Regions from separate parts of the Homo sapiens genome. Here region 2 is linked to region 1. The links are chromatin loops, found by intact Hi-C in ENCODE. Cell type or tissue: endothelial cell of umbilical vein. All regions are shown on one strand. Each heading gives the region's core, and the rest is flanking DNA. Links, peaks and the distances in the headings are about the cores only.

The links. Peaks named below come from ENCODE experiments on the same cell type or tissue, not always from the same donor. Only the 100,000 strongest peaks of a DNase experiment are listed, where the experiment ranks them.
Region 2: it touches region 1 in a loop (13-fold over the local background); 3 of 110 quality-filtered maps call a loop at or near these places.

What each region holds. Positions count from the first base shown.
Region 1 is chr9:114,883,562-114,900,370 of GRCh38, forward strand. It overlaps a transcript of TNFSF8 not described here. Among named protein-coding and RNA genes, the nearest start is that of TNFSF8, 39 kb to the right of the region's middle. RefSeq lists an enhancer at 10,277-11,476. In endothelial cell of umbilical vein, for the core only: no CTCF peak of the experiment used is centred there; DNase peaks (open chromatin) are centred at 6,910, 10,180, 11,460 and 12,020; H3K27ac peaks cover 5,607 bases.
Region 2 is chr9:114,769,590-114,786,398 of GRCh38, forward strand. TNFSF15 (TNF superfamily member 15) reads right to left here. Exons shown (of 4, transcript NM_005118.4): 4 at 15,063-16,809. Among named protein-coding and RNA genes, the nearest start is that of TNFSF15, 28 kb to the right of the region's middle. In endothelial cell of umbilical vein, for the core only: no CTCF peak of the experiment used is centred there; DNase peaks (open chromatin) are centred at 8,402, 9,062 and 9,952; H3K27ac peaks cover 1,927 bases.

The sequences.
Region 1 (16,809 bases), core at 6,011-14,010:
TACAAAATGCCTTGTTTCCTTTATTGTTTTTGCAAAGGAAAGTTCTATTAATATTGTTTTACTTTGAATATAGAATAGTCTTTTAAATTAGGGCTTATTTTGAAAAATTCTGACTTTAATTCAAATGTATGCCAATACCTTCCAAAGTAAGGTAATATTCAGAGACAGTTGTTTTGCTCAGAAGCTACAAATATTATTCTACCCATCTTTTTTGTTGACATATGACCTCACTTCTACAAATATGCCTCGGAGTAGCATGGTTGGATCATAAGGCAAGCATATGTTTAGCTTTAGTAGGTATTGCCAAACAGGTTTCCAAAATGATTGTAACACTTTCACTTCCTCCAGCAATATATGAGGTTTCCAGTTGCTTCACTTCCTCACCAACACTTGATATTGTCAGTCATCTCAATTTTAGTAACTTGGTGGGTGTGTAGTAGTTTTAATTTGGTGGTTATATGGCTTTAATTTGCATTTCCCTGATGACTAATGATACCATCAGGGAATCATTAGCTACTGGACATATGGATAGTGTGTTTTTTGAAGTCCTATTCAATTGTTTTGCTCATTTTAAAATTAGGTTGATTTGTCTTTTTAATTGATTTATAGGAATTTTTATACATAATATTGTGAATATGACTCCTTTGTCACAGAGCAAAGTTTTTTCCAATCTGTGGCTTTTCTACTCACTTTCATAATGGTGTCCTTTGATGAGCAGAAGGTCTTAATTGTAGTGAATAGCATTTCATTACTTTTATGGTTTGTGTCTTTCATATTCTGTATAAAATATTTTATCTATTTCAATATTATGAAAGTACTCTCCTATACTTTATCTCAGAAGCTTTATTGTCATGCTGTTTACATTTATATCTGTAATCTATCTCAAATTAATTTTTATGTATGGTGTAAGGTGGGGGAGTCAAAGTTGATTTGTTTTACAGATATAATTATTCCAACAGCATTTATTAAAAAGGGCATTGTTTCTACACTGAGACTTTTGTCACAATTCAGATGATAATACCTGTGTTGATTTATTCCATTGACTATATTTTCTATTCTTATGCTAACACCCACAGTATTTTGATTACCTTTGCTATATAGTTAAGTTGACATCTGATAGTAATGTTACTGGCAGTGAACCCATGTAGGTCTATAGAATCCTCAATTCTTGCCTCCTCAGAAGAAAGAATTCAACAGAGGAGCACAAGGCAGGAGAGACTGAGGAAAGTTTTAGAGCAAGAGTAAAAGTTTATTAAGAAACTTTAGAGCAGGAATGAAAGGAAGGAAAGACAGTACACTTGGAAGAGGACCAAGCGGGCGACTTGAAAGACAAGTGTGCGGTTTGACTTTTTGACGTTGTTTTACTTTGGCATACTTTGGTTTTATGTTTAACTTTGGCTTTATATGTTGGCATACTTCCGGGGTCTTGCGTCACTTCTCCTTTGATTCTTCCCTTGGGTTGGGCTGTCTGCATGCACATGCTTGAGTCCACTTTCCCAACTCCAGGAAGCTGCTGATCACTAGTTTCAGGTGTTTTCTATGTAGCAGGAGATGGCCTTTCCCTGGCACTGGCTGTGACCAATTATTATTTTAGAGAGACAGTTAACAACGGCCTGACCATTACTGACCATTACCTGATTGTCACCTGACATTCCTGATGTGTGTGACAGGAGGTGGGGGGGGAGTGTGAAGTCGGAGAGAGCCCTCTTCTACCCTGCTTATGCCTGATGAGCTACCTACTATAACAGTAAGACTTGCAATTTGCTCATTTTCTTCAAACCTATTTTGGCTATCCTAGGTTCTTTGTATTTCCAAATAGATTTTACAAACATTTTGTCATTTTCCATACAAAAAAACCTGTAGTGATTTTAACTGTGATAACATTGATTCCATGGATCAATTTGGGGAGGATTTACATTATTTTATATTTAATCTTCCAACTCATGTGTGTGCCATCTCTCTCCACTAGGTCTCTACTTTCTCTCAGCAATATTGTATAATTTTCAGTGTAGAGGGTTTTACATTTTTCATCAGATATATTCCTAGGTATGTGATATTTTTGAGTGCTATTGTAAATGGTTTATTTTTCTAAATTTTATTTTCTAGTTGTTTGTTGATAGTATAAGAAATAGAATTAAGCAAATAACACAGGAACAGAAAACGAAATACCACAAATTTTTACTTATAAGTAGGAGCTAAACATTGAGTCCACATTGACACAAAAAAAGGGAACAATGGGCACTGGGGCCTACTTGAAGGTGGAGGGTGGGAGGAGAGTGAGGATCTAAAAACTACCTTTGCCTAGTACCTGGGTGATAAAACGATCTTTGCACCAAACCCTCATGACATGCAATTTACCTGCATAAAAAACCTGCACATGTACCTCTGAAACTAAAATAAAAGTGAAAAAAGAAACGGAATTGATTTTTGTATATTTACTTCATATCTAGCAACTTTGCTAAATTCATTTGTTTATAAATCTTTTGTATTATAATTTTTTAACTATAATATTTGTACCATCTGTTAATATACAAGTGTCACTTCATTTATCTTTATATAATTTATTTCTTTTTCTTTATTTCTCTGGCTAGGACCTCCAGTTCAATGTTGAATAGGATTGATGCTAACGGACATTTTTATCTTGTTCCTAACCAGAGGGAAAACCTTCTATATTTCACCACTGAGTATGATTTTAGTGTAGGTTTTTAACATATATGGTTCTTTTGTTTCTTAGTATAAACTATTTAAAGAGGGATGACTGTTGACGAGAAACACTTCTTCTGTTTTCTAGCAGTTTCTTTCACATGAAGGAAGCTCAGTTAGTTTAACTCCATGTCTTTCTTTGCTTTTGTTCACTTTGTCACAGGGATGGTGGAATAACTTATCTGCTTCATAAATCTGGGAGGAAAAGAGCAGGCATGTTCCTTTCAACTGCTCTCTTTATCTTTCTCTTAGGAATCCCCTGTACTTGCCCAGGATTCAGTGATGCTATGACAGGCAAGCCTACCTAGATCTGAGATTCAGCTAGCAGAGCTGGTCTTTCTGGCTCTGAAGCTAAGCTGCATCCTCCAACTTAACCTTTCATAGTCATGAAGTTGATATTTTAATTTCCTATCTGCCTTAATATTTGTTTTACTCTTCAGTTTGTTCAAGAGCCTGAATGCAGAAAGAGGTAGCTCTCACCACTTCTGAAACTTTAATAGCGGTATTAAGAGATACTTTTACCTTTATTAGTTTCATTATATTCAGTATTTTAAAATAAAACAAATTTTAAATAAACTAGTCACAAAGAAGTTTTAACATCTGTCAAAGAAATATATTTTTAAAGTATGATCTTCATGGGCCATTTAAGCCTCCTTCCTCTTCTGCTTATCCAGCTCTCTTTCCATTACCCTTTCCTTCTCCATGTTCTTCCTGCTGTACCTTAGCCAAGCTTCATCCCTGACAGAAAGCTACACAGTACCCTTCCCTCTTTGAAGTCCTAGACTTTTTTCTCAGCACCATCAGATCGGCACAGCTAATTTCTCCTGTAGATCTTTCTTCCCTGGCTGGCCAAGGGTGAAGCCCTCCAAAGCCAAACCCCACAGGATTGCTCCCTGGACTTACCACAGGAGTTCTACCACTTCTACATTCCCATAACATTCCTTGAATTAAATTAGTCCCTCAGGTCCTCTTTATCTTATCTTTGCATTGGGAATAATCATAGGATCAATCTCATAGAATACCTGTGAATATTGAAAGAGTTATTTGAATGTAAAAGCACTTAGACCAGTGAGTGCCTGGCTCTCAGTAAACTCCTATCACATGTTCACTATTCTTATTAGCTTATATTATTGCATTTATTGGGCTTTTAAATATGTTATTTTATACTTTTATCAGGATGTTTTGTGATAAAAATGTGACTTATTTTGCAACTTATTTTTTAAGCTTCATTAAAAACACATCTGGGTCTTGTGCTTTTCTTGCATTTCCTTTGTGCTAGTTGAATTTGCTATCTGAAATACCACAGCAAAACAATAATATTGAAATTTCAGTGTTTTTTTTACCTGTGTTTCTGAAATACTATTAGTCTGATGCTTTTTGAAGTGTTGATATTCTAGATATAATAGATCTATCTTTATCATACAGAGATTTTACTTCTTTGAGTATTTGGAGAAAGAGATAAAGAAAGCTTCCCTCAAAAAAATAGAATGTAACTAATTTGGTCTCTGAAAATCTGGGTTAGTGTCCTGGCTACTGCATTTATTTATCAGGTGGGTGATTTTCATTTCTGATTCTGTTTCCCTACGTCAATGAAATGGAAACAATGATGCCTCATTTTAAATGCAGCATTTAGTTTTCTCCTGCATTTCAATATTCAGATTAAAAATACCAAAACAATTGTATTTACTTAATAAAAATACTATTTAAAAATAGTCAAACCACTATTATACTATAAATTGACTTTGTAATCACTGGTGTGTATGTGCTTGTATATGTGTGCGTATATGACATTGTTGAGTTAGTAACTGCACAACAGAGTGTGGACCAAAAGAAGGTTCTCTATAGATAGTAATAGGTGCTGCTGGATGGAATAGGGGTTACAAATAGACAGAAACTTGCAAAACTGGTCAATATTTACAGAGTGGTAATCAGTTGCATCACATGGGACACAACTTGCATATTTACGGACAAGAATTATTTGCATTACTATCTATTTTCTGCAACTTTCAGGGCTGTAAAACAAATCCCAGAGCCAATGAAAGCATAAAATAACCAAAATTAATGAGCTAGTCAGTACTCTCACTAAATTTCAAAGTCTCACAATTTTTCCCTATACTACATGTTTACTCAAATAGAACACTATTCTTATTAATCCTTTATTTAAAAGAGGGCTTGAGTTAATTATTTAAAAATATATGCCTATGTAGCTCATTTAAGGAGTATTTGGGTACAATATTTTTGCTTGGAAAAGAGCTTGAACCAAGAGGACAAAATTTCGGATAGAAATTTTTTTAAAGGTAATTGCAGCTTCTATTCAAATCAAGGGATGTGGAGCAAGATGGCAGAATAGGAGGCTCCAATGATTGTCCTCCCCACAGGGACGCCAATTTAACAACTATCTACACACCAAAAAATACCTTTGTTAGAACCAAAAATCAGGTGAGCACTCACAGTACCTGGTTCTAACTTCAAATTGCTGAAAGAGGCACTCAGGAGATAGAAAAAACAGCTCTGAATTGCTGATGTCACCCCTCCCCCACCCTGCAGCAGCCGTGGTGTGGAGAGTTTCTCTGGGTGCTGGGGGAGGGAGAGCACAGCAATTGTGAGGCAATTGAACTCAGTGCTGTCTTGTTAGAGCAGAAAGGAAAACTGGACAAAAATCAGCTGATGCCCACCCACCGAGGAAGCATTTAAACCAGCCCTAGCCAGAGTGGAATCACGAATCTTAGCAGTCCAAACTGGAGTTCCTGCAAACCTCACCACTGAGGGCTACAGTGCTCTGTGTCTCCAAGTAAACTTGAAAGGCAGTCTAGGCCATAAGGCCTGCAACTCTTAGGTGAGTCCTAGTGCCAAACTGGGGCCAGAGACAGCGGACTGGGTGGCATGTGACATAGAGACACCAGCTGCATCAGCCAAGGGAGTGCTGGCATCACCCTTCCCCTAGACCCAGGCTGCACACCTCCTGGCTCCAGAAGAGACCCCTTCCTTCTGCTTGAGGAGAGGAGAGGAAAGAATAAGAAGGACTTTGTCTTGCATATTGGATAGCAGCTTAGCCACAGCAGGAGAGGGCACCAGACAGAGTTGTGAGGTCCTTGTCCCGGGCCCTAGCTCTCAGATGACATTTATAGGCATACCCTGGGCCAGAAGGGAACCCAGTGCCTTGAAGGAAAGGACACAGTCCTGGCAGAATTCATCATCTGCTAACTGAAGAGCTCTTGAGTCCTGAATAAACATCGGTGATGTCCAGGTACTACTTTGAGGGCCTAGGGTAAGCCTCTGGGACTTGCTGGGTTCAGGTGAGACTCAGCACATTACCAGCTGAGGTGGATATGGGGCAAAACTCCTTCTGCTTGAGAAAAGCAGAGGGAAAAGTAAAGGGGACTTGTCTTGCACCTTAGATACTAGCAGTTGGGTAGAGCACCAAGTGGGATCCTGGGGTCCCCGATTCCAGGACTTGATTCTTGGATGGTGTTTATGGACCTGCCCTGGGTCAGAGGAGAGCCCACTGCCCTGATGAGTGAGTCCCAGGCCAGGCAGCATGCACCACAAGCTGACTTAAGAAAACTTTGGCAGTAGTCTGGCAGTACTCCTCGTGGCCTGGGGTGGTGGTGGCTACTGGGTGGGGCTCCCCTATCTTTGGAAAGGAGAGGGAAGCATGGAAAGTACTGTGTCTTGTGGTTTGAGTGTCAGCTCAGCTACAGTACAATAGAACACCAGACAGACATCTGTGGTTTTTGACTCTGATTCCTGGACGGCACCTCTGCACTCATCTGGGGCTTGGGGGACCTCACCACCCTGAAGGGAAGGATGCAGGCCTGGCTGGCTTTGCCACCAGCTGCTTGTAGAGCTTCAAGTTCTTGAACAAACATAAGCAGTAACCAGGGAGTGGTTTCAGCAGGCCTTGGGCAAGACCCAGTGCTGTGCTGGCTTCAGGTCTGACCCAGCGCAGTCATAGTGGTGGTGGCCTCAGGGGTGCTTGTGTCACTCCAGCCCCAGCTTTAGGTGGCTCAGAACAGAGAGACCATGTTTATTTGGGAAAAAGTAAAGGAAGAGAACAAGAGTCTCTGCCTGGTAATCTACAGAATTCTCCTGGATCTTGTCCAAGACCATCAAGGCAGTACCTTTAGGAGTATGGAAGAACCACAGTGTTACTGGGCTTGGGGTGCCCCCTAAAGCAGATACGGCTTAGATTATAACACCCAAGTCCTTTCAAATATCTGAAAAACCTTCCCAAGAAGATATGTACAAATAAGCACAGACAGTGAAGACTACAATAAATACCTAATTCTTTAGTGCCCAGACACTACAGAATATCTGCTAGTATCAACACCATCCAGGAAAATATGACCTCACCAAATGAACTAATAAGTCACCAGGGACCAATCCTGGAGAAACAGAGATATGTAACCTTTCAGACAGAGAATTCAAAATAGCTGTGTAGAGGAAACTCAAAGAGATTCAAAATAATGCAAAGAAGGAATTCAGAATTCTATCAGATAAATTTAACAAAAAGATTAAAATAATTAAAAAGAATCAAGTAGAAATTCTGGAGCTGAAAAAATGCAATTGGCATACTGAAGAATGCATCAGAGTCCCTTAATAGCAGATCTTATCAAGAAGAAGAAAGAATTAGCAAGCTTGAAGATAGGCTATTGGAAAATATAATACACAGATGAGACAAAAGAAAAAAGAATAAAAAACAATGACACATGCCTACAAGATCTAGAAAGTAGCCTCAAAAGAGCAAATCTAAGAGTTATTGGCCTTAAAGAGGAGTTAGAGAAAGAGATACGGGTAGAAAGTTTATTAAAAGAGATATTAACAGAGGAAGTCAAACTATTGCTATTTGCTGATGACATGGTTGTGTACCTAGAAAACCATAAAGACTCATCCAAAAAGCTCCTAGAATTGGTAAATGAATTCAGCAAAGTTTCAGGATACAAAATTAATTAATGTACACAAATCAGTAGTCCTGCTATACACCAACAATGACAAAACTGAGAATCAAATCAAGAAATCAATCCCTTTTATAATAGCTGCAAACAAACAAACAAACAAACAAAAAAACAACAACTTAGGAATATACGTCACCAAGGAAGTGAAAGACCTCTACACGGAAAACTACAAAACACTGCAGAAAGAAATCATAGACACAGCACTGTTTACAATAGCTAAGATTTGAAAGCAACCTAAGTGTCCATCAACAGATGAATAGATAAAGAAAATGTGGTATATATACACAATGGAGTACTATTCAGCAATAAAAAAGAACGAGATTCTGTCATTTGTAACAACATGGATGGAACTGAAGATCATTATGTTAAATGAAATAAGACAGGCACAGAAAGACACACATCACATGTTATCACTTATTTGTGGGGTCTAAAAGTCAAGACAATTGAATTCACAGACATAGAGAGTAGAAGGATGGTTACCAGCTGCTGGGAAGAGTAGTGAGGGGCTGAAAGGTAGGTGGGGAATAGTTAATGAGTAAAAAAAAGAAAAAATAGAAAGAATGAATAAGAACTACTATTTGATAGTACAACAAGGTGACTTTAGTCAGTAATAACTTACCTGTACATTTAAAAATAAACAGTATAATTGAATTGTTTGTAACTCAAAGGATATATGCTTGAGGGGATGGATACCCCATTTCCTATGATAAGCTTATTTCACATTGCATGCCTGTATCAAAACTTCTCATGTACTTCATAAATACATACACCTACTATGTACCCACAACAACTAAAAATTTTAAAAAGAGAAAATAAATATATAAATGAAATCTACTGTTAAAAAGTAAATATTTCATAAGTATCTACCATGTTAGATGAATAATAATGATACCTTGCCTTTATCAGGCATATCCCATACTTATCCACCCACAGTGTTGTGGTTTGGCCCTGTGTTTGAGCAGAGAGCAAACTCATAGGATACCTGTGAATATTAAAATTATGTCTGATAGTATATTTTCAGAAGTCTGGGTAATTCAGTCTAGAGAATAGCTATATATGAGGTTTTGTGATTTATTAGAATCCACTTAAGTTCCCTTTTTTCATATCCTTCTTTTTTTATTTTTATTTTTTATTTTAGATGGAGTTTCGCTGTTGTTGTCTGGGCTGGAGTGCAATGGCGCAATCTCGCCTCACTTCACTGCATCCTCTGCCTCCTGGGTTCAAGTGATTCTCCTGCCTCAGCCTCCCAAGTAGCTGGGATTACAGGCGTGTGCCACCATGCTTTGCTAATTTTGTATTTTTTTTTTTTTAGTAGAGATGAGGTTTCACCATGTTGGTCAGGCTAGTCTCAAACTCCTGACCTCAAGTGATCCACCTGCCTCGGCCTCCTAAAGTGCTGGGATTACAGATGTGAGCCACTGTGCCCGGCCTCATATCCTTTTAAGGCACCATCTGGTCTCTTCTAAACTCCCTTGAGTGGTTGATTGAAGGAAAACATCTAAGAACAAATAATTTTCTTGGAACAGTACATTCTAAGTCTATATTTTAGAGACATTTTGATTAAAATTATTTTCATTATTATGAAGACATTCAAATCCTCACATGTCTCTGGTTTACTGGTTGTAAAGAAAAAAATCCTCACATCTCTAACCTCCTTATTTTAAAACATGATCTTTTTGGAAGCTATTCCTTTCTCACTGCTTTTGGTGGATTTGCCTCTGAGGCCTTTTCTTTTTTAAGTTTACTACTTCTTCATATTGTTGGATAGATATTATCAAGTCCATGGTCAAAAATCATGCATTAGCCCATGGAATCCCTTAGCACTCAGAGGCATGTTCTATACATGATTCCAACAAAGTTGGTACTCCCCTCTCACAGCTGACAATATTGAAAAGGTCAGATAGACAGTGATCATATGGTTCTCTTTGTGGGAAAATTTATGATGTATGTGTGTGTGTGTGTTGTAAGTGTGTATATCTAAACATACCTGGAGTCACCAGCAATATATAGCAGGTCCATCAGACATTTTCTGTAAACAGCTCCTGGACTCTGGGGCAGCTACTCAACTCTGCCATCACAGCATAAAACCAGCCATAGACTGTACATAAATGAATGAATGTGGCTGTGTTCCAATAAAACTTTATTTACAAAAGTAGGCAGAGTCGCCTGAGGTTGTAGTTTAGTGATCTCAGAATATAGTATAGTTCTAGACAAGAAATCAGAATACCAGGTGCTCCCACTCTCAGTTCTGCTTCTTCCCAGTTGAGTACACAGCTTAGTTCTCTCTTGTACTATTTGAAAGAATAGTGGTGTAAACTTTAAAGCACTATGCAGACATCTAAGATGGTATTCATTTAATCTTTCATTTAATCAAGAAATATATATCAAATGCCTGCTGTGTCAAAAACTTTCCTAGAACAACAAAGTGATTGTAGATAAGAATGAGTCACCTAAACATTGGAAAAGGTACCAATAATGGGCTGTTGCATGATTGTCAGGTTGGGGTCATAGGGTAAGATGACAGCCTGAGAGGTGGGAGTGGGGTTTTCCCCTGAAGGGAATTGATGTTCACACAGTCATACATTTTGGGAAGTGATTAATTCTGGGAAGGAAATGAGTTGGCACTTTGAGTAGGGGGTGGTCAGACTTTTTTCTCTCTCTGGGGCCAGGAAGTATTGGGCCACGATTCCAAATCATGGACAGGTCTAGATGATTCTGTTTGTGGGGGGTGAACCGTTTCCTGGCTATGTCGGTTTAGGCCCAGAGTGACTGGTACCATCAAGTTCATGACTTTCCACTTAGCAGTGACAGTGACCCAGGGTAGAAGCAGTTCTTGTCTGCAGCAACCAGCATCAAGGTTCAGGGTTGTAGAGTTTCAAGGCAGCAGTGTCCCTTCCCAGAGTCCAGGGTAGAGTGTGAATGGTGGAGGATCATGCCACAGTAATCTGGAAGAAAGAATAACTTTACTTTGTAGATATCGGCAGGAGAGATGTGATACATTTTGACGTTGTTGTTACTCAGAAGCCCACAGTTTAGCAGGGAGGCAAATGTACAATCATGCTGTCATAGTGAGTGTAGTAAATTTTTAGACAGAAGTGAGAATATCAAGGTCCAGGTTGCATGTCTAATTTAGCGGAATGGTTCTTGAGCAATAATGTCTGAGTTGAAATTTTATGAATGAGGTCAAATTAACAAGATGTGAATGAAGGGCAAGGACCTTGTGGACAAAGGAATCAGCAGGCACCAGGTCAAGTAGCCTCAGGGTAGTGCAGTGTAGTGTGGTTAGAAATATAGCTCTGGAGCCAAACTGCAGTGGTTACATCTTAGCTCTTCAGCTCATGAGCTGCTGAAACTTAGACATACTTAAGCATTTCTTCGAGCCTCTGTTTCCTCATCTGCAACATGGGAATGGTCATCTCTATCTCATAAGGGTGAGATGCAGTAGACTACAGTATTTGAAGGCTTCCATGTGGTGCCTGAAACCTGGCAAGCAAGCGTTCAGTAAGTGATAGTAATTATATCTATTTACGTAACATAAAGCGGTTTAAGTAAACACATCAAAGTAATGAATGAGGAGGATGAAAAGACCAGATGCAATTGAGGACTGTGTGAGTGTATGAATGTAATGTTGGTGGTAGAAATGAAGCCTCCTTCAGTGTTTTCTTGCTGTTTACTCATCCCATTGTATTGATCCTGTGATGGATTGTGACCTTTCTTCCCTTGAGTACTGTGCCATGCGCTGACTGCATCAGGCCAGCTGGTAAAATGAGACTCATTGTGAGAACGGAAGGCATAGTCAGAATGTCAAGGAGGTTAGGTCATCTGCGTCCCTAGCAATGGAAAGGAAATGATGAAATACTTCAGCTGGTTTTTGTTTGGAGCCTCCTGGTTGTGAAGGAGGATCAGCCTTCAAATCAGCTTGTTCCTGACTAGTTTAGCTGATATCCCTGCCTGGTAATTCCCTCTTCCTGTTGCAAGTGAAATCTAAACATTTCCTGAGTGCTGACTTTGTGTAGGACACTGATTTGGGTGCTGGGATTTGGAGATGGATTCTTCTTGTCTTCTAAGTGCTCATTTCTAAGTGAGAAAAGTGTTCATTTGCAGTGCAATCAGTGCTGCTTCTAGAGAGGCACAGGGAGAGGACCTTGATACTGCATCTCGCAAACAGTCAGTTGGTTATCTAGTCCAGTTTTCCCTGCAGGATGAAACCATCCTTTGAGAGTTGGCCTGACAGAGACCTTTGTTGATCCAATGGCTGGCTTTTCTGAATGCAGATGGGAATAGGCTTCAGTGGATTTGAGGAACTTTCACTTTTCTCAAACTTGCATTGATTCATTTTTTCCTACTCCTCTCCCCAAGGTCTAACTCCTTCACAGACACTGAATATGATAAAATACCCCAAGAGTTGTACACTTTCCAAGCTTATTCTATGTGTTTGTTCTCCCAACAGCTTCCCATTGTACAGCTGAGAAAATTTAAGTTTACAAAGTCCATGTGACTTGCCAAGGTCATAGAGTTAGTAATTGCTTCAGCTCAGATTGAAACTGGCTTCCAGTTGCCAAGGCCACTATTCTTTCCCATCTGCCACCCTCAGACTTGTTTTTTTCTCTTTCCTTGGCTATAGGGAAAGTACAGCCCCCATAGAAGTTTCTAAACTGCATCCAAAGCTTTCAACATGTTGTCCAGATTATTCCTAGTGTTGCCCAATATTCCCAAGGGAGACAGTTGGATCAAAAGCAGTTGTTAAAAATTCAGTGGTGATCATTACAAATGAATACCATCACGTTGACTTGATGGTTTTGTAGTGTTTAGACCCTCACATTTGCATAAGCAGCAGACAAGGAAGACCAAGCCAATTCATGAAAGTCCACTTGGGGGAAACAGAGAAACATAACGGATTACCAGCAATCTTCTCCACTTACCAGAAAAAGTCAACCAACTAGTGTTCTTCAGATTGTAAGGTGCACCTGAATCTCTTGGATCATATTAAAATGCAGATTCTGTTCCAGTTTTTAGGTATGTATGAGATGCCTGCATTTTTAACAAGCTCTCTGGTGATACCAGGCACCAGGACATAACAGCAAAGATTTAAACCACTGACTCTTAATATTTGGCTTAAATTTGGGAGCTTAAAATAATCCTGATGCCTGGGTTCTAAATCCAGAGATTCTAATTTAATTGCTCTAGGAAGTGGCCTGGGATTTCAGGATTCTAAGGTATACCAAGGTTTGATTTAAACTTTCTAGTGTATTTCAAAATATCTAGAAGAGAGGATTTTGAATGTTCTCACCTCAAAGAAATAACTGTTTAAAGTAAGGGATATGTTCACTATTGCACAATGTATACATGTATTGAAATATCACACTGTGCTACCTAAATATGTACACTATTTTTGTGTCAATCAAAAATAAAATAAAACTTAAAAAACTTTCTAAGGTTAATCTCACTATTTCTAATCACAAAATGACTAGAATAGCATATAGATATCTCAGAGATAGGAAGGGTGATGGATTCTACAGCAAATATACCACACCTTGCTCAGAAAAGGGGTTCAATAAAGTAAGCAAAGATTTATTTTTTTTTCCTTCCATGTTCTCAGATGGCACAGGTAGATTCTGCTTTCTAAAAATTTCACCTTTCTCTAATAGGCATTCTTATCTCCTGAGCCCTGAAAATTCTTTTTTTCTTTCTTTTTTTTTGAGATTGAGTTTCACTCTTGTTGCCCAGGCTGGAGTTGCAGTGGTGCAATCTCGGCTCACTGCAACCTCCTTCTCCTGGGTTCAAGCGATTCTCCTGCCTCAGCCTCCCGAGTAGCTGGGATTACAGGCATGTGCCACCACGCCTGGCTAATTTTGATTTTTAGTAGAGACGGGGTTTCTCCATGTTGGTCAGGCTGGTCTCGAACCCCTGACCTCAAGTGATCCACCCACCTTGCCCTCCCAAAGTGCTGGCATTACAGGCATAAGCCACTGTCCCCGGCCTGAAAATTATTTCTAAGAAAAATAGAGGCTTTCAATGAACATTTCCATATTTTGAAAAGAACTGTTTTTTTTTTTCTTTTGTTTTGGTATGGCTTGATATCTTTTCCTTAAAACGGACTTATGTTTAAAGTGGTTTTCTTTGATTATTCATTTAAGAAATATGTATTGAATGGCCATCTACTATGTCCTAGGAATTGGGCTGGGCTGTGATTACCCAGTGCTAAATAAGATTGGTAGGGTTCCTGCCTTCTGGGAATTTGAATGTTGGAGAGGAATGATAGAGAGAACCAGGGGTGAAGGGTAAAGTGTCATGCAATTAACGATGGGGAAGCATGGAAGGTGACAGCAAGGCATTAAGTGAAGCCAGCAGAGTCAGGAAGACTTCTCTGAGGAGGTGACATTGAAATGGAAATCAGAACAATGATAGGAGTTAATCAGGCAAAAGAGTGTGACAGGAGTATCCTAGGCAGAAGGAAAATTATCTGCAAGCTTCTGGTGGCTAGGCAGAGCATGGAAGATTGGAGGAACTGGAAGGAGTGCAATGTGATTTGATCATAGAGCACAAGGAGGTGGGGCTGAGCACAAAACTAGAGAGACATTCAGGAGATAGATAGGGAGAGACCTGGTGGAAAGAGCTTAGAGTTTAGGAAGGCTATGTTCATAGTGACTGGAGCGTGGAATGTGGAGTTAGGCAAACTTGGTCTTAAATCCCAACTCTACCGTCCATTGACTGTGACATTGGCCATGCTCCTCAACATCGCAGACTCTCAATGTCCTTATATAAAGAATGGGGATAATGATGCCTATTTTTTTTTTTTTTGAGGAAGAGTCTTGTTCTGTTGCCCAGGCTGGAGTGCAGTGACATGATCTCAGCTCACTGCAACCTCTGCCTCCTGGGTTCACACAATTCTCCTGCCTCAGCCTCCCAAGTAGCTGTGATTACAGGCGCACACCACCATGCCCAGCTAATTTTTTGTATTTTTAGTAGAGACAAGGTTTCACTATGTTGGCCAGACTGGTCTCGAACTCCTGATCTCATGATCCGCCCGCCTCGACCTCCCAAAGTGCTGGGATTACAGGCCTGAGCCACCGTGCCTGGCTCAATGATGCCTATTTCGTTGGATTGCTTTGAAGATTAAATAAGTGAGTGCAGGAAAAGTCATAACATGTAAGAGCTTGATAAATGGTTATTATCACTATCAATTCCAAGAACAATCGGGAGATGCTATTGCTGTCTGGAGATGGGATTTATAAGGAGTAAGACTGGAGGCAGTGCTGTGAGTTAGGAGGTATTGAGAGTGGTGGCTGGAACTAGGAAACTGGAGGAATTAGTTGGGTGTTAATTGAGTAGGAAGTGAGAAGAAGGATATTCAGAGACTGAGATAGTCCTTGAGATTTGGAATGTAGGAATAGTGTTAAGTTCAGGATGAGTATGGTGGGGTTGGTTTGTACATAATGGTGAGGTCAGTTTGTACATGTTGTTATTATATTCATGAGGAATCAGTTGCAGAGAACAGACTTCGCGTTAGCTTGTTTGGCAGGAAGGGGTTTATCACAGGGTGTTAAATGGCTTGTAGAATTGTCAGGAGGTCTGAGGAAACAGAATCGAGATTGAGCTTTCAGGAGAAACCTATAATGCGACTCCTAGGAACTGGGCTGCTATAGTAGCTGCTGTCTCTTCAATAATCTTGCAATCAGGAAGCCTGCCCCTCTAGAACCACAAAACTGCTGCCGCGAACAGGAAACCACTACAATCAGGAAGCCGCTACTGCTGCCGGGCTCCAGAACCAGTGCACATCTGCAACAGACTACATCAGCAGAACGGATGCTTCTCCCCCACCACCTAGGCTCACCCCAACTACTAAGCTCGTATTTGAACATGAAAACCTCTGCAAACGAAGCTGCAGAAAAACCAAACACCTCCACAGCTGTCCTTGCTAGCTGGATGGACAAACATTCCAAAATTCTGTCCATTTCAGACTAAATAATACTAGAGCCTGAGCTGCAAAAGAATAAGGAAAGTATATTTTTAGCATTCCAACATGTGGAGCAGGAGAAGGCACACTAGAATAGTATTTTGGAAATGTGGGTTGTGACTTAAGAGAGCATCATAAAATCAATTCAGGTCTTCACAGTAAGTTATTATTTTTTTTTTTTTTTCTTAGTCCTCGTTGGCAACATGACCTTTCTTCTTCTGGGTCATGGTAGAAAAAAAACCTGGAAAGTCATTATACTATACATTGAGTGACAATCTTCCATCGCAGAGTTTCAGGGGAGAATTGTGAGAAGAGCCCATGAGGAATACAGACATTTGATCTTGGGGGAGAAATCTTCTGGAGCTGTGCTTGTCCTTCATGCTTTCTGGTGTTTGTTTACTCTCCAGGAAGAGAGCTAGATCCAGGGAAGCCCCAGAGTGCATTGAAAGGCATGTTTCAAACCTATGCTAATGAGGGCTGATTTCGCAGTGGCTTGGCAGAGCTGTAGCACATACCATGTTGGATTGTAAACTGACCTGGCACTCACTGGCACTTGGGATATGTGTGTTGAATGAATGTACAGAGCAGAGAAGTACTTAGAAAGTATGGAAGGAGCCATTCAGATTCCAGAGACTAAGCTCCAGGTCATGAGCTCTGATCACAGAGGTGTCTAAACCCTCGCTAGCCATGGTTAACTCAGTGTCTTTGTGACACCATTTATAATTTTCCAAGAGTATTTTTGCTGTATAGAAAAATGGCAACTAGGGGTGGGAGGTGTGCAAGAAGAAGATGTGCTTATTGTAGCTTTGTGTGTAACAGCAAAAACCTAAAAGCAAATTAAATGTTCTTGCATAGAAGAATGGACAAACTATGGTATATTCAAACAATTAAATATATAGTAGTTACTCTACAATAACTCTACTATCTAATTCCTTCTCAGAATCTCCAGTCACATAAAGGATGGCTCAGAGAATAGCCTAGTGCCCTAAGAGGTTTTGATGTGGACAAGAACTAAAAGGAGGAAGTGCTGAGGGAAGCTGGCAGAATCTGTCAGACAAGGGAGCCTCCCACAATTCCAGGAATACCACTTATTCTGGGATGGAAGGGACAAACCCTTAAATTAAGAGGATGGAGAAGTCAGCCTGTATCATCTCTAGAACACTCCTGAGAGATCTGCCAGGCTTGATGGAAGTC
Region 2 (16,809 bases), core at 5,447-13,446, 110 kb before region 1:
AGAGGAGGGCTGGGAGCCAACACAATGAAACAATACCACTTCTGAGGTCCCACTTTGTTCCAGGAGCCAGAGGGTTAATAGTGATTTCACAAAACCAGCATCTTTGGCTAGAGAAGCACCTGGCAGCTTATCTCACTCTCCCTATAATTCTTGTTTCACCCTTGTAGTAAAATTTAAATTAACTTGCTTTGATGGCTTTGAGTCCACATGGCAGGCTACACAAGATAGAAATATGCTCACATTAGCAGAAAAGAAAAAAAAAATACAGGCTCGCCCACAAAAGCTGACTCAAATCATTTGTAAGCTGATACATCCTAAGAGAACTTTTACTTTCCTTCTTGAATACTTTTGCACAAATGGAGAAGGGCATGCAAACATTAGATAGTGTTCAGCCCATGGAAATAGAATTCTGGGATAAAGATAATAATAATAGATAACATTTACAGAGAGCTTAGAGTGAACTAAGCTGTTTACATGTGGGGTCTCATTTAATGCACACAATAATTGAATGAGGAGGCATAATTATCCTCATTCTCATTTTACTAATGAAGAGGCTGAGGCTCTGAGAGATTGCCCATGGTCCTGCAGCTGGTGGAACTTAAGAGATCATCAGTTGCTTGCCCAGAGATACTCAGCAGATAAGGAGAGGAGTGAAGAGCAGAACCGCAGTAGTTTGACTCCAGTCCTCGACCTCCCAAGGTGTATCCACTGTTGAACTTTCTCTAAGGTTTGCAATCACTGTGGGGATCCATTTGGAAAGAAGCTCACTGCTTGTTTTTTAATGGACTGGGGTGAATATTTATCTTCAGAGAAAAATCCTCAAGGATCTGCATTTTTCTGAGACTTTGGTTGTGGAAAGGTCTGTGAAATCAAGTGCCTGGAATGGTTTCTGTGTTGGAGCTGGTAGATTCTGGCATTCTCAGGAAATCCGAGGTGCATGAGTTCCGGCTCCTACTTCAAGAGAAAGACCAATTGGTCTTCACTGGTTAGGTCATTCACCAACTCCCACTTTGGCTTGGTGCTCATTGTATCTGGGCCTTGTTGGGAGGCTGAGCTCTTGGATCCTAGTTATCAGAATGCAGGCCATTCTTGAGTTTCTGGCCCATTCCATCTTCTGATTTACTGAACACCCACTATGTGCCACTGCTGAGCTAGACACAAAAAGAATATGACATGTTCCCTGCCTTTATGGGACTCACAGTGTAGTGGGGGTGACAGATGCAGACACTAAAAATTTGACTACAGTATGGCTACATAAAATGATAGGGAGGTACTTGTACAAGCTCAGAGAAGACCTCCAACCTGTTGATGGCAGAGGAGGGGAAGGAGGATGTCAGGAAATGCTATAAATGACATCTCATCTGAGACCTGAATTAAGAGAAGTTGGCTAAGTGAAGAGGGGTGTGTGTGTTTGAACATTAAAAATGGGAAGCAATGTGCAAAATCAGAGCTAAGTAACTCAAGCGGACTGCAATACAGTTTGCAAAGGGAGAGTGGTGGGAGGTGAGACAGAGGTATACATGAACCGGATCATGCAGGCCCATTCCTGAGAGGAGATGGAATTTATCCTAAGGGCAATGGAGAGTGACACTGAAATATTTCTCTTTCAAACCAATCATTGACTGCCATGTGAGGGCCTCACTGGAGAGGTCAGACTACAGGCTGGCAGTCTGCCTAGGAAGCCATTGCAGTGGTAGGACTGCAACTAGTATGGAGGAAATGAAATTGCTCTCGAAATGGATGGAACAAAGAAATGATAAGGCAGGGTTCCATCCATGTCTTGAAGAAATCTGCAGATTAGAGTGTGAGCCTCTTGATGACAATGTCAAGGTTTTCTTCTTTTTAAAAACTGGTGTGCAATTTACATGGAGTAAAATGCATAGATTTTAAGTGCAGGGTCTAATGAGTTTTGATAAATACATATATTGATGTAACCCATATCACTATTGAGATATAGACTATTTTCTTCATTCCGTAAATTTCCCTAGTGTGCCTTCCCTGCCAGTCCCTGCTCAGAGGATAACATTGTTCTGATTTCTATTCTGATTTTTATCACTGTAGATTAGTTTGGCCTATTCTACAACTTCATATGAATAATATATATGCATTCTTTTGTGTGTTGCTTTTTCATTTAACATGATGTTTTTGAGATTCATACATGTGGTTGCATGGTGAGTAGTAACCTACTGTATAAAATACTGCAGTGTGTTTATCCATACTCTTGTTGATGGACATTTGGGTTAGTTCCAGATTTTGGCTATTACGAATGATTCTTCTCCAAATATCCCTTTTGGGGATATATATTTTAATTTCTCTTGGGTAATATCTAGGATTAAAATTGTTTGGTCTGGGTGGTTATATAAGGAAACTGTACAAGAAGCTGCCAACAGTTCTCCGGTGTGGCTGTACCATTTTACATTCCCTCCAGCAACGTGTGAGAGTTCCAAATGCTCAGTGTCTTGGACAATATTTGCTGTTGTCAGTGTTTTAAATACTAGCCATTCTAGTGGGTGTGCTGTGGTTTCTCATTGTGGTTTTATTTGTATTATCCTAATGACTAACAATCTTAAGCAATTTTTCGTGTGCCATTTACATATCATCCTTGGTGATGTATACGTTTAAGTCTTTGTCCGTTTTTGCTTTGGATTATATAATTTTTAAATTTTTATTTATTTATTTTTTTTGAGACCGAGTCTCACTCTCTTACCCAGGCTGGAGTGCAGTGGTGTGATCTCAGCTCACTGCAAACTTCACCTCCCGAGTTCAAGTGATTCCCTTGTCTCAGCCTCTCGAGTAGCTGCGACTACAGGTGTGAGCCACCACGCCTGGCTAATTTTTGTATTTTTTAATAGAGAAGGGATTTCACCAGAGTTCGAGGCAAGGTTGTTCTCGAACTTCTGACCTCAGGTGATCCACCCGCCTTGGCCTCCCGAAGTGCTGGGATTACAGGTGTGAGCCACTGCGCCTGGCCAAGGACTGTATGACTTCTAAAGATTGAGTTATAGGCATTCTTTTTATGCATTCTGATGTCTAATTTATTAATTTTTCTTTTATAGTTAGTGTTTCCTGTGTCCTGTCTAAAGGATCTCTGTCTATCTCAAGGTTAAGAAGATATACTCCTTTGCTTTTAGCTTTTGTTTTTACGTCTATAATCCATTTCAAATAATTTTTTTGATTCATGATGTGAGTTAATATTTTTCTAATACATATCTAGTTGTTCCTGCATCAATTATGGAAAAGACTTTCCCCTTTGAATTATTTGGCCCTTTATCAAAAATCAATAAAAGGTATAAATATAGGAGCATTCTTGGACTCTTTATTTTATTCCACTGAAATATTTATCTATCCTTGTGTCAATACGAAACTGCCTTGATTACTATAGCTTTACCATAAGTGTTGAAGGCAGGCAGAGTAAATCTTCCAACTATATTTTTCTTTCACAAGATTGTGTTGGTTATTTTAAATCCTTTGCAATTTCTTATGCAGTTTAGAGCCAACCTATCAATTTCTATTAAAAAAAAGTCTACTGGGGTTTTGATTTAGATGGTAATGAATTATTTATTAATCAATAACAGACAGAAATGACATCTTAGCAATATTGAGTTTAGCAATCCAAAAAGTGGTAAATGTCTGCACTTTTTTTTTTTTTTTTTTTCTTTTGAGACGGAGTCTCGCTCTGTTGCCCAGGCTGGAGTGCAGTGGCGCCATCTCGGCTCGCTGCAACCTCCGCCTCCCAGGTTCAAGCAATTCTCCTGCCTCAGCCTCCCGAGTAGCTGAGACTACAGGCAAGTGCCACCACACCCAGCTGATTTTTTGTACTTTTAGTAGAGACCGGGTTTCACCGTGTTAGCCAGGATGGTCTCGATCTCCTGACCTCGTGATCCACCCACCTCAGCCTCCCAGGTGCTGGGATTACAGGCATGAGCCACCGCTCCCGGCCAATGTCTGCACTTTTTAAGGTCTTAAGTTCTCCAAACATTGTTCAGTAATTTTCAGTGTAGAGCAGGGGTGGGCAAACAATTTTTTGGTAAAGGTCTAGATAGTAAGTATTTAAGCTTTGTGGCGAAGAGGCAAAATAGAAGATATTGGGTAGACTCTCATATAACAAGACAGAAAACAAATTTTCACAATTTTATTTTGATGAAATAAAAATATCGACTGCATTTTTTGGTATCTTTCTGTTATACCCTTTCAGGTTCTCTCCATTTTCACCAAGACGTTACTAAAACTAAGGTTTACTTTCACTCTAAAACCATTATATCCCTATGCTCTCAATCTAACTCATTAAACTATCACACAATTAGAGTTAATGAGTTAGATAAAAATTAAAATGCTTAAGGTTGCCACAATGAAAAATTCATGTGTGCTGAAAAGGCAGCATCAGAGAAACTCTATTAAGGAGGAAAAACTGTAGATATATTCTGGCTTTAAAGATAGTTTGGTAATGTGGTTTAAGCTGCAGTATTTTTATATTTTTAATATATTTCATAGCTTTAATAGGTCTCCGGAATATAATTTACATGTTTTGTAGAATGGTGTTATTTATATGCTTCAATTTTGACTTCAAATTGAAAGTCTTAACATTTTTAAAAGACTCACTATAATTAAAAATTGTAAAGCAATTCAATGTAAACAGTTCAAGATGTATAGTATCTAAATGTCTTCCTTTCAGTAGGCTATTTCTCAATTAAGTCTTCCTTCATTCAGCACATTTTCATTATGTGCCCACTATTAGGTTGGTGCAAAAGTAATTGCAGTTTTTGCCATTACTTAAAAAAATGGCAAAACTACAATTACTTGTATACCAACCCGATATATGCAAGGCACTGGGCCAGGTGCTGGGAGTCAGCAGTGAGAAGGCAGATATGTTACTACTACCTTAAAACACATTAAAAGAAATAAAAAATAATGCAAGAGTCTATGAAGGAAACAAAAGAGATGCAGAGCTCTATGTAGAGTGATCTTGGAAAGTCACACTAACGAGGTCATCAATGAATTGGCTGACTTTGAATAACTATTGGTGAAAGCATGGATGAGAAGGACAGTCTCAACAAACCATCTGAGACAACAGCAGACTCATTTCAGATTGCTTATGGCAATATGGACTCTAGTTTCATTTCCTTTCATTCAGTCTTAGAAGTTTCTATATGTAGCTGCTGAGCTGGAACTAATATGTATTGTTGCTGTTGAGCTGTGCTAACTGCTGAATTTTTAGTTCATTCGTCCCCTGAAAGAGCTGCTGCTGGAAATCGTGGTCAAAAGGGCCTGCTGCAGTAGCTTCTGAAGAGTCATTGGTACCTAAATACCACGATGGTCAAACTGTAAGGAATCCAGAGTACCTCGTTCCAGAGCATACTGATTCTGAATCTCAGGATCTGAAAAGTCTTCTACTAGTGGTTTATTAGCTGTAGAGTTAGGAAGAGACCCTAATCTATCTGGGGGATTATTCTGGACCCCAGATGCTCAACTACTTCGGTTGGAGAGACATAACAACTTCTAGGAGTACAATGAAAATCTTTGTAATTAACATCATTCTATTTCTTTGGAAAGTGTTGAGTTTCCCCCCCACCCCTCCCCTTGGTGGGGGTTGGTCCTTGGTTTAAGGACTTGTTGAAATGGGACTAAGGTAGTGTAGCACAGCCTACTCCTAATCATGGCCTTTTTAGGGTCTCAATGAATGCCTGTGGTTACAGTAATCTTTTTCTACCCTGGCTTGTCATAATTCCATCTTATTCTAATAGTGTGAGATCTCTGTAATCCCCATTCAGTTCTTGGGCCCCCGCAGCTGTTTTCTGTGAGGCTTCTGCACTTGCACAGTTTAACATTCAACCAAAGGGACCTAAGTGAAGATTTCTGCAGTTTCTCTGCATAGCATCCTTCTTTCCTTTATTCTTTGCCACAAATTTCAGCTATTGCAATAACACCAAAACCTGTTATATATTTCCCCAACCTTGTAAGATTGATGCTGTCTGTTTGGGCTTACTTTCCTGTGTCACTGGCAATTTTACAGGCAGAAAACTGAGGTAAATATGGAGTACATCTCACATATTTTCCTTCTGTCAAAGATTGTAGCCCTATGTTATCTGTTGTCTAATGTCCAATTTTATAGTTGTTATAATAAGCAGGCAAGTCCTGTAGCCATTGCTCTGTCTTGGCTAGAACTGGGAGTTCCAATGTTTTCTTCATCTTTTTTTTTTTTCTCAGAACTTAGAGTAGTTCCTAGAACTAGGTGCTTGGGGTTAGTTGAATGAATACACAATAATTTTGTTATGTTGACCTGGATAAGGGCACATGGCAAAGCAAAATGTAGTAGACCCCTGGTCTCTGGTCTCTTGGTGTGGGCTATTCTATGCTGCATCACACAGGGCTTCATTTTCTTCTCTGTGGTTCTGAATTGGGGATCACAGTTCACTCAACATGTACCTTTGTGGATAAAAGCCTTAAGTTCCCCATGAATGACTTTTCCCCCCTCCTTTATAAAATTGACACCCATGCTTGTGATGAAACCACATTTAACCTTTTGGGATTCACTTTGCACTTTGGGGGACTGTGGGGGAAGCACACAGAAATGTCTGGAATTTTTTCAGTACTATCTTCTTAGCTTCCTTCTTCATTTAACAAAGCCACAGAACATGGCTTAGATCATTTGTCTGATAAAATGCGGAGCTACTTTCCTGGTTTCTTGAATAATTCTGTTGATTAGCCAGGTCCTCTTGGGGCAACTGTTTATTGGCCTACATTCTTTCAAGTTGATGCTGAAATATTGATTTTTATTTAACTCACTTTCTTAAGTGACTTAAATATAAATTAAGTGGCTGCAGGGGGAAGTGGGGTACAGTTTAAGTGGCTGCAGAGGGAAGTGGGGTTAGAAGCTTGTGTCGGTCAGAAATGTGGACCCTAGAAGGAAGAAGGCTTTTGAAAGCTAAGTTCTATTGTGGATGAGATGTGCAACACTGGCCAATTTTCTCAAGCTCTCTGAACCTCAGTTTCTTTAGGTGTAAAATGGGAATAATAATACTTATCTTCTATATAAAGTTGTATTAGTCTCTTCTCACACTGCTATAAAGAACTATCAGAGACTGGGTAATTTATAAAGAAAAGAGGTTTAATTGGCTCATGGTTCCACAAGCTGTACAGGGAGCATGGCTAGGGAGGCCTCAGGAAAATTACAACCATGGTGGAAGGCGAAGGCGAAGCTGACACATCTTCATATGGTGGAGCAGGAGAGAGACCGAGAGCGAAGGGGGAGGTGCTACACACTTTCAAACAACCAGATCTCGTGAGAACTCACTCACTGTCATGAGAACAGCGAGAGAGAAGTTCACTCCCATGATCCAATCACTTCCCACTAGGTCCCTCCCCCAACATTGGGAATTACAATTCCACATGAGATTTGGGTGGGGACAGAGACCCAAACCATATTAATAATTAAATGAGTTAACAAGGGTAAAGCACCTAGTGCTGTACTTGCCTCAAAGGAGGTTCTCAATAATCTTGTGAATATTCCTTTCTTTTCTTTTCCTTCCCTTCTTTTTTCCTCCTCTTCTTCTCTTTCTCTCTCTCTTTCTTTCTTTTTTCTTTCTCTCTCCCTCTCTCTCTTTCTGTCTTTCCTTTCCTTCTTCCTTTCTCTCTCACTCTCTCTTTTTCTCTTTGTTCTCTTAAAGAGGTCAGGGAAGAGAGGAATAGTATGTTTTATTACAGTGTTTAACAACATGGTTTTTGCAATCAGCCAGACCTTGGTTTAAATCTTGGCTCCACAGCTCATTACCTTTGGGACTTTGGAAGAGTCACAGCATATCTTCAACCCTCAGTCTATTTAGCTGTAAAATGGAGGTAATGATTTCTGATTGATAAAATTATTGTGAGACTTGAATAAAAACTGAGTAAATGAGAAGTGGCCACCTAAACCTGTTCCATGGCAGGTGCCCAGGAGTTCTGTCTTCCAGTTTAGCTGTGGGTCAATCCCAGTTGTCATCCTACGATCAGCTACTTGATAGGTCTAGGTCCTCCCATTCTGAGTCCCTCTCCTTTCTCCTCACTAGGGAAAGTTTGTCTGGGGTGAAGATGTGAGTGTAAACTGGATTTATATTTATTCAAAACCATAAATGATTAAAATGCATTTTGCAGATTTGGGTTGGAACTTCCCCTTCCATTTTCCCCAACCTGCTTCCACTTCCCATATAAAGCCTGTTTTTGCTCTGGGTGACATCCTTGGGAATAGGAAGGATTGAATAAAAACTGGAAATTGGAAGACAAATGTATATAGGGAAGGAATCCAGATACAAAACTATGTTGAATAGTTTGTCCCACAAACATTTATTAGAGTTCAGCTGATGACAGTTCCTAAAAGTGAGTAAGACACCATCAGATGGGGGAAAGACAGACGATCAGACAACAAGCCCGAGACAGGGGATGGGGAGGGTTCCTGTGAGAGTCCCTGCATGAGGCATTCAGGGTTGGCTCCGCAGATGAAAGGACAGCTGAGCAGAGTCTTGAGAAATGACTAGCAGTTCACCACGGGGTAGGGGAGGGCAGGCATTCTACCCAGAGTGCTTTAATCAGGGGTGCTAGGGCAAATGTGTACCAATTTACAAGAAGGGAATATTAAATTACCAGGAGTTTTGTGAGCTGGTCATTAAACACAGCCATAATAAAATTAAATTACATAAACCTACATTTATATAAATTATATTACAACAAAGGTAATAAATACTCCAAACTTGTCACTTCTTAGTTATTACTACATTATCCATTATCTATCCTCTTGTGGTTGTAAATATCTATTGTATCCATATGGCTGAAATACATCCTTTCTGAACTCACTGGCAACACATTGGTTGCTTGTAATTGGTCATGGTGGAAATATTTACAACACAGATAGCAACAAATGGTGCGAATCAGGGCTTTATTTTGGAGAGCCGGATGTTCAACATTTATTAGCACATCACTGCCTCTATAACATAGGCAGAGGGGACATGGGAAACCAAATGAAGCAGAGAGGTTGGTAGGGACTGGATCAGGAAGGGCTTTGAATGCCAAATCCAGGAGCTTGGATTTCCCTCTAAAGATGATAGGAAGCTACCCTGGCCTTTCGAAGAAGGAGAGTTCTATGAACTGTTTTTGTAATAGCAAGACCACTGTAGTTGCTGTAGAGCAGATGGACTTCAGTGGGCTTCACTTGGTGCAGGGAGACCAGTGAGGAGGCTATTGACATAAAGAAGGAAAGAAGGGGTCTAATTTGAGACTCAGGAGTTGGCCTTAGTGAGTGATTAAATGTGAGGGATGGGGAGAGTGGCCAGCCTAAGATGACCCAGGGTTCTGTCTTGGGACACTTGGTGAAAGATGGTGATGCCTCAGAAGTACAAGTGCCCATGGGCAGATGGACAGAGTGTGACAGTGTCCTGGAGAGAAGGGAAGGGCAGATCCCAAAGCATTCAGACCTCACTCCTCAATTCCTGCCTTTATCAGACTCGTAAACACAGGGATTTATTTTTGCTAGACTCGCAGAGTGGGGTCTCTCTGACCCTTTTGCTCATGGACTGAACGCCTAAGGCAGCATCATGGGACTAGAAGCATGGTATTGGATTTGGTCAGATCTGGCTCAGTCCCTTTATTCCTATGAATATGATGGCTTCCTTTCTGAGCCTTGATTTATCTTTTTGTAAAATGGGTATTCTCATCCAGACCATACTTTCCTCCCCATGGAGCTCTTGAAAGAAGGGACACATGCTGGTAATTTTCCTTATCCTTATGATGTCAGATCATGTTTGTTAGCACAAGGGCAAAAACCAGGAAAACTTCCTGGCACACAGGAAAGCAAAGTCTATTTGGGCGTCATTCTTGAAAAACAGTAGGGAGTGCCAAGGACAACGTTGGATCTTCCTGTAGTGGCTGCAGGAGAAAAGTTTTCCATTGAGAGGCTGGAGTGGAGCTCTAGGGATTGGTGGGGTTGTCACCAGCCATACCAGTGCATTCTAAGGCACAAGTTGTTTGCTTTGGCCCAGAAACAGCTGGCAGTTGGCCAGTGCCCAGCCACCTTGTCCTTTGCCCATGAAGGCTCTAGTAATTAGCAATATTCACCGAATGAATCACAGTTGCTATCAGCCAGTAATTGTGCTATGGAGTCATGAGTCTAAATGTTAACTAAATCAAACACGCTGTGCAGAGTGGCCTTAGAGAGGCCTTCACTGAATCACTGACTTGGAAATTGGGTCCTATTTTTGTTCTTTATCTTTACAGCCTGTTTTTCTCCTTTAGATCACTTATCACAATAAGTTTTTGCACAGTAATTCCTTTATTGTAAACCTCCCCATTCCCCTCCAACTTCAACCCAATAGCATGGAAGTTTTATGAGTTTAGTAGCTATGTTTATTTCATGTGTAGCCCTTGGCATTGAGGGTCCTCATTAAGTAAGAGTTAGATGAATGAATAACCAAGTCTCCAGACCTTCATGTGCCATTCTATTATGATCTTATAATTTCTATAATTTGGTGTTGCTTCTTTAAATGTAGAAGAGAAGAAATAGAGACAGCAGAATTTTCAGGTAATTTTCTGATGAGGGACCAGGTACCTTTGTGGGTTTCATCTCATTTTATCCTCACAAGGGTGTGGTGAGGCATGTACTACTTTTTAAAAAATTTTTTTTCAAGTATTTCATATTTTTTGAGAAGCTTTCCTTCTGGTACCCATGAGCTTTTAGTTTACAGCATATAAACGTTTTAATGTCTTTATTTCCAAAACACAATACATTGCATTGTCTAAAGCATTCTTAAACCTTGGCATGTAGGAATAGCTTTATTCTGCTCTCATGCAATGGATGAATTGTGGTTTATATAATTAACAACTAGAGTGTCAAACTCAATGGGTATAACTGTGTACTGGGGAAAAATCAACAACAAAGGGATCAAGTCCACTGAGAACTTTTAAGAGATATCAAAAAATATTGTATTGGTACTAGAGTTCTCATCTTGACATGGTCACTGGCCAGGTATGTGACTCGCAACATGTGCTACTTTCATTCCCATTTTGCAGATGAAGAAATTGAGTCTCAGGTAGATTAACTCAGCTCTCTGAAATCTCATAGGTAAAAAGTGGCAGAACTGAAAACATAATGCGCATCTATCTAGCTTCAGGGCCGTGCTTTTTCTCTCATGTGGCAGTGCTTTGAAAACTGCAATTCTCAATTCTGGCTGCACACTGGAATTACCTGAGAGGTTAAAGAAAATATATCATTGTGTGCCATGCATGGTGGCTCATGCTTGTAATCCCAGAACTTTGGGAGGCTGTGGTGGGAGGATTGCTGGAGGCCAGGAGTTTGACACCAGCATGAGCAACATAGAGAGACCCTGTCTTTATAAGAAATTAAAAAATCATCCAGGCATGGTGGTGCATGCTGGGTAGTCCCAGCTGCTTAGGAGGCTGAGGTGGGAGGATTGCTTGAGGCTAGTAGTTGGAAGTTGCAATGACTGCACCACCGTACTCCAGCCTGGGCAACAGAGAGAGGAGTGAGACCTTATCTCTCAAAAAACCATTGTCTGTCTTCCATCATTAACGATTCTGCTTTAATTAGCCTGGGGCATGACCTAGATACTGGGCTTTTTATTTTATCCTAATCCCTGTTCCCATCAATGTGCAGTCAAAATTGGGGACTATTGGGCTGAAAGGTAATGAGATACACATGGAGTTCATCAAGTATCTTTCCTCCGGAGCAGCCACAGCAGAGCTTACTGGGAAAAGCTTTGGTGATGGTGCTTCATGGTTCCCTGGGGTAGATGCACAGGCTGAAGAGGAGGGGCTTTGGGTAAGATGCCCCTTAAAAATTGAGACCTGACTTACCTGGGAATGCTCAGCTGGTTACTGTTTAGCTGGAATCCTAGAAATTTTGGGCTGAGAGTGAAAGTGGCATTCCTTACTGAGGCCCAAAGAAGTTAGATGACTTACTCAAGACCACACAATGGTTAAGAGGCAGAGATGTGGGCAAACCTGAGAAGCAGAACAAGACAGTTGATGAGAGGCAGGAATAACACGGACCGATGGGTTCAAATCCACGTTTATCATTCTGGCTGTGTGGCTTTGGGAAAGTCACTGTGCCTCATTGAGCCTCAGATTTCTCATCTGCAAAATCACCGTGATGATAATAGTACCTGCTCTCCAGGGTTCTGTGACGAGGAGAGGAAAATGTATTTGCTAAGCGCTTAGCACAGTGCTTGGCCTGGGGTAGGTGCTCAAATCTTTCTGTGGTTGACAAAAGCAGAATGGAGAATAGAGACAAAGGCAAAATGGGCACCAGAGGCCAAGTTGGGTGGAGGGTAACATTGCAGAGGATCCTGAGGCCAGTGGAGAAGGGAAACCCATGATCACAAGGTTGGTAGCTGGAGCTGGTCTGCATGTGGCCAGAGCTGGGGCTCCCCAGGTTGGGCAAGAATAGCTGACATGATAGTGGTGGTACCAATATTTCTGTTAGAGGAACCAGGAATGGGGGATCAAGCAGGACCTGCATTCTAGCAAGAGGACATCCTTGGATCCCTTTGGGGTCAGTATGCCTGATCAATGGTTACTCTTTTGAATAGAAGACCCAGTCATCCTTTGCAGATTTGATGGCTCATTCCTGGGAATGCCACCTCTGTAAGAGTAGATGTGGCTTATTGACTTGGAGCCAGGAAATCCACCTTTGATTAAGGATTGCTTTTTTTTTTTTTTTTTTTTGGATACAGAGTGTTACTCTGTAGCCCAGCTGGAGTGCAGTGGTGCGATCTTGGCTCACTACAACTTCTGCTTCTGGATTCAAGTGATTCTCTTGCCTCAGCTTCCTGAGTAGCTGGGATTATAGGCACTGCCACAACACCTGGCTAATTTTTGTATTTTTAGTAGAGATGGGGTTTTGTCATGTTGGCCAGGCAGGTCTTGAACACCTGACCTCAAGTGACCTGCCTGGCTTTGGCCTCCCAAAGTGCTGGAATTACAGGCGTGCGCCAGCACACTCTGCCCTTGATTGAGGATTAAATGAGATGATGCAGGTGAAGTGTTCAACACTGTAAATGCTCCCAAATGTTTGCTGCTCTTATTCACTATTGATAATGAATTCAGCAAGGGGGACACTTTTATCCTGTCTGACTTGGAAACTTGGTTTAACTGATTCTTCCTGGGCAAGTGGACTTAATCCCTCAGACCTCATTTCCCTCATCTGTAAAACAAGAGGATAATGCTAATCTCATTGAATTGTGAAATAAGATGAGTTATGTGATGAGTTGAGCTCAATGCCTGACATGGCCTAAGAACACAGGAAACACTAGCTGGTGTAAGGACTGGTATTAAGGTCCAAAATGAACCTGTGAGGATGGCATCCTTGGCTATGCAGAATGGAGAGTGGGCCACCAAGCCCCACTGAAGGTTAGAGAGACCAGGTGGGGAGAGGAGGAATGAAGTGCTGTCAAAATGGGACAGCACTGGTGGACCTGGGAGTTCACAGCTCAGTTCCAGTTACCTTTCTATTTCCTGCACTGAAGAAGTAAAAAGTCCCCATATATCAGCTGGAGAGCTTTGCAGTCTAAGGTACACGGGGGAATTTTGCTTTCTCTTGGAGAAACCTCTTGGCTTCTACCACATACCTGAAAAAAGGGAGCTTATTTGAAACTCAAACACTACAAGCACAGAATTATTGAGACCTGCAAATAGAAGGGAATTTAGCTCACTTCATCCACTTCTCCTCCAGATTCTCAGAGAAGGAAACTGAGACCTGTTGAAATGGTTGTTCAAGGCCTTAGAATTTGCCAGTTTGGCAGACCCGGGCCTGGAGCCCAGGACAGCAGACTCCTGATCCATTGCATCTTCTTCAGTTCCATCTTGGGCATTCTTATTATGGCTTATGATGAAGGTGATGATGATGTGTGCATGTTGTGGAGGGGGAGTGGAAGCAATGAAAACAGGAATAGTAGTCAGAACGTCTAACAACCAGTGTGGTATGAGCATCCATTAATCAGAATCACATCTAACAAATCGGAACAGACGCCACCTGTGTGCGTCCTAACTGAATGTTAGCTGGGGTCTGGTTGGACACTAGATATCCCCTGTGGACAACTGGACAAACATCAGGAGAGACCAATGGATAGTTTTTCTCTTTGCTCTGAAGTTCTTAGGCATGGAGGGTCCATTTGAGAATTAGTTGAAAAAGTTGTCTTTGGTGACTTAGATTAAATAACTATCAATGTTTTTCCTCTAGAGAACTGGCACTATGACTTTTGCAGATACTTGGTTTTTAATAAATTCAGGGCAAATAATTCACTTCTCTCCCCAAGTGTAAAAATATTTTGTTCTTATCACCCCCAGGAATAGAGTGAGAACTGAATTTCAGAAGGCCATCAATACATCCATTCTGATTCCCCACTGGGAGGGAAATTTTTGAGTCTGATGTTTTAGAGGAAAGCCTTACCCCCTCTCCCTTGAAGTTTGATTCTACATACAACTATCAGGTGGAAACAAATGAAATTTCTGGCATGTGACCCCTTTTGACCTTCAGAAATGGCAATTTAGTATGGTTCAATCTAATATTATTGACTGAGCACCAACAGGGACCCCAGCTACTGTGCTGGAAAACAGAAAGTGATGGATGTGTTGAATCCTCTTGATTCCCGCGGATTGCTGTTTTGATGCAAGGCAGACGGTGTAGTGTCAGAGAGTGACCTGGATCCAAATTCGGGCTCCTCCATGTACTAGCATGGGTCTTTATGGCCTCTCTTTCTTTTTCAGGGATGTTCAATGTGAGATTAGGCTACTCAACTACAAAGTCTTCTAATTCATGAAAGGAACCCTGTAGATTCTCTCCTTCCCTCCCTTTCCCTCATCTGACTAGAATGACACCATCTGTGGTGTTCAGTTTAAGGTTTATTATAATCTCAAGGTTTTAAGGTTTATTATAACTATGAAAGCCAGTTGCCATTTTGCAGCCAAGTACATGGAGAATTAGAAGCATTTAAAAAAAAAATCCCAAGAGGTTACCCTTAGACTTAATCTAGAAAGAAAAACAAAGGAACACATTAACAAAAGAACTGACAGTGTGAAAATTCTTCAGTCTTCAATGCCAGTTTATTAAGTTACATCTATTAAATATATTAACACATACAACATTTCATTTACAGAGATTAGAATTCATACACTAGTACCCAAAGACATGGGATGCATACCAGTTAAGTACGTATCCAACAACATACAATATGCATTTTACCTTGCGGTTGATGTTTTAACATAAAACATAAAATCAATGAAAGCACATGGGGTTTGTCACTAAAACCACATAAACACCTACACTTCTTCAATCTGTACACCCCTGAAACAAAAAAAGGGGAACATTACATGCTTTAATGACTTTAAGAATAAAATCATTTGATGAAGTTCAGCTACTTTATTTACTTGGCACTGTGTGTCTTGTTCCTCCTGAATGTATACACTGTGAGAGTAGGACTTGCCTGTCGCATTCCTTCTCAGCTCTCCAGTATCCAGGCAAGTGCTGCCACGTGACAGATGCTCAAAACAAAAATGATTTACGAATGAAGTTGAAAGACTGCTGGGCTTATTGTTAAGATATCTAAATTCTACTTTTAGCATCCAACTAGCTACTGTCTGGCACTGGCCACGAAGGGTGACAGGGTGTGGATGTGATGGCTCCCTCTGAGCCTGGGTTTCTTCATCTTTGAAATGATATAACTTGGAATAAACTCCGCAGATACTGTCATTTCTAAAATTCCATGACATTTCTCTATTGGCCAAGATCTTAGGGGTATTTTGTGTTGGACACTCTCTGGACAAATGGGAAATGACAGCTAATTACTGAACCCTTGAGAAGGCCTGCCAGGTTTGTAATGATCAACTAGAACACATGGAAGTCAATGAACAAAAGGCCACATAATTATAGATTTGAAAAAGACCTCAGAGATCCTTTGGCTTAATCTCTCCCCCAACCTCTGTGAAGAATAGCTTCTACAAAAACCCTTGTGACAAGCCCTTTGTTTGAGTATCTCCAGGGACTGAGAAATAGCATCCTAGAAAAATTCTATTTTGGAGTAGAAAATTCCTTTGGGGATCAAGCCAGAGAGGGCAACCTTGTAACTGCAACTCTGTAGCCCTAGCTCTCTTCTCTGGGGAGCTACAGTAGAAGTCTCCTCCCACTTCCATGTTGTCCTACAGGTGTTTGAAAATACTTGTCCCATCTTCCTTCAAATCACTAAAATGAACTCTATTTGCGATGAGTAGAGAGGTTAGAAGAGTCCAGGATTATGGTTCAGGAAGACAGCTTCCTAGCTCTAGATCAGCCCTTAACTCACTATGTGGCCCTGGGCAAGTAACTTCTTCCTTCCAGGCTGGTGTGGTATTTTCATCTTAAAATGGGGTGATGGAAGGGGTGGAGGCAAGTGTGTCTCAGAGCTGGGGAAGTTGTAAATGTGGTTGTTAGAGGGTGACGGGGCATGGAGGTGATGGCTCTGATCCACATTCTCTCACCACTGGTGCAAAAGGATTCAAGGCTTATTAGGTTAACAGTCTACTAAATTCTCTGTAGGTCCAGCTGCCAATATGATGCAAAAATGTTAATATCCAGGATAAGGATGTACACTTGAAAATTCTGCTACAAATATCAAAACACTTCTAGGACTCTGGGCCATAGGAAAGCCAGAAATCTTAAGGCAAGAGATGTTTGCATGTGTTTTTAAGGTACAGAATATAAACAGTTCTGTCTTGCAGAATTAATCCCCAATGTCACAATCATGGAAACAGAATTGGGTAAGGGCTTGGGAAAATACCTTGCAAGAGAATGTTGGC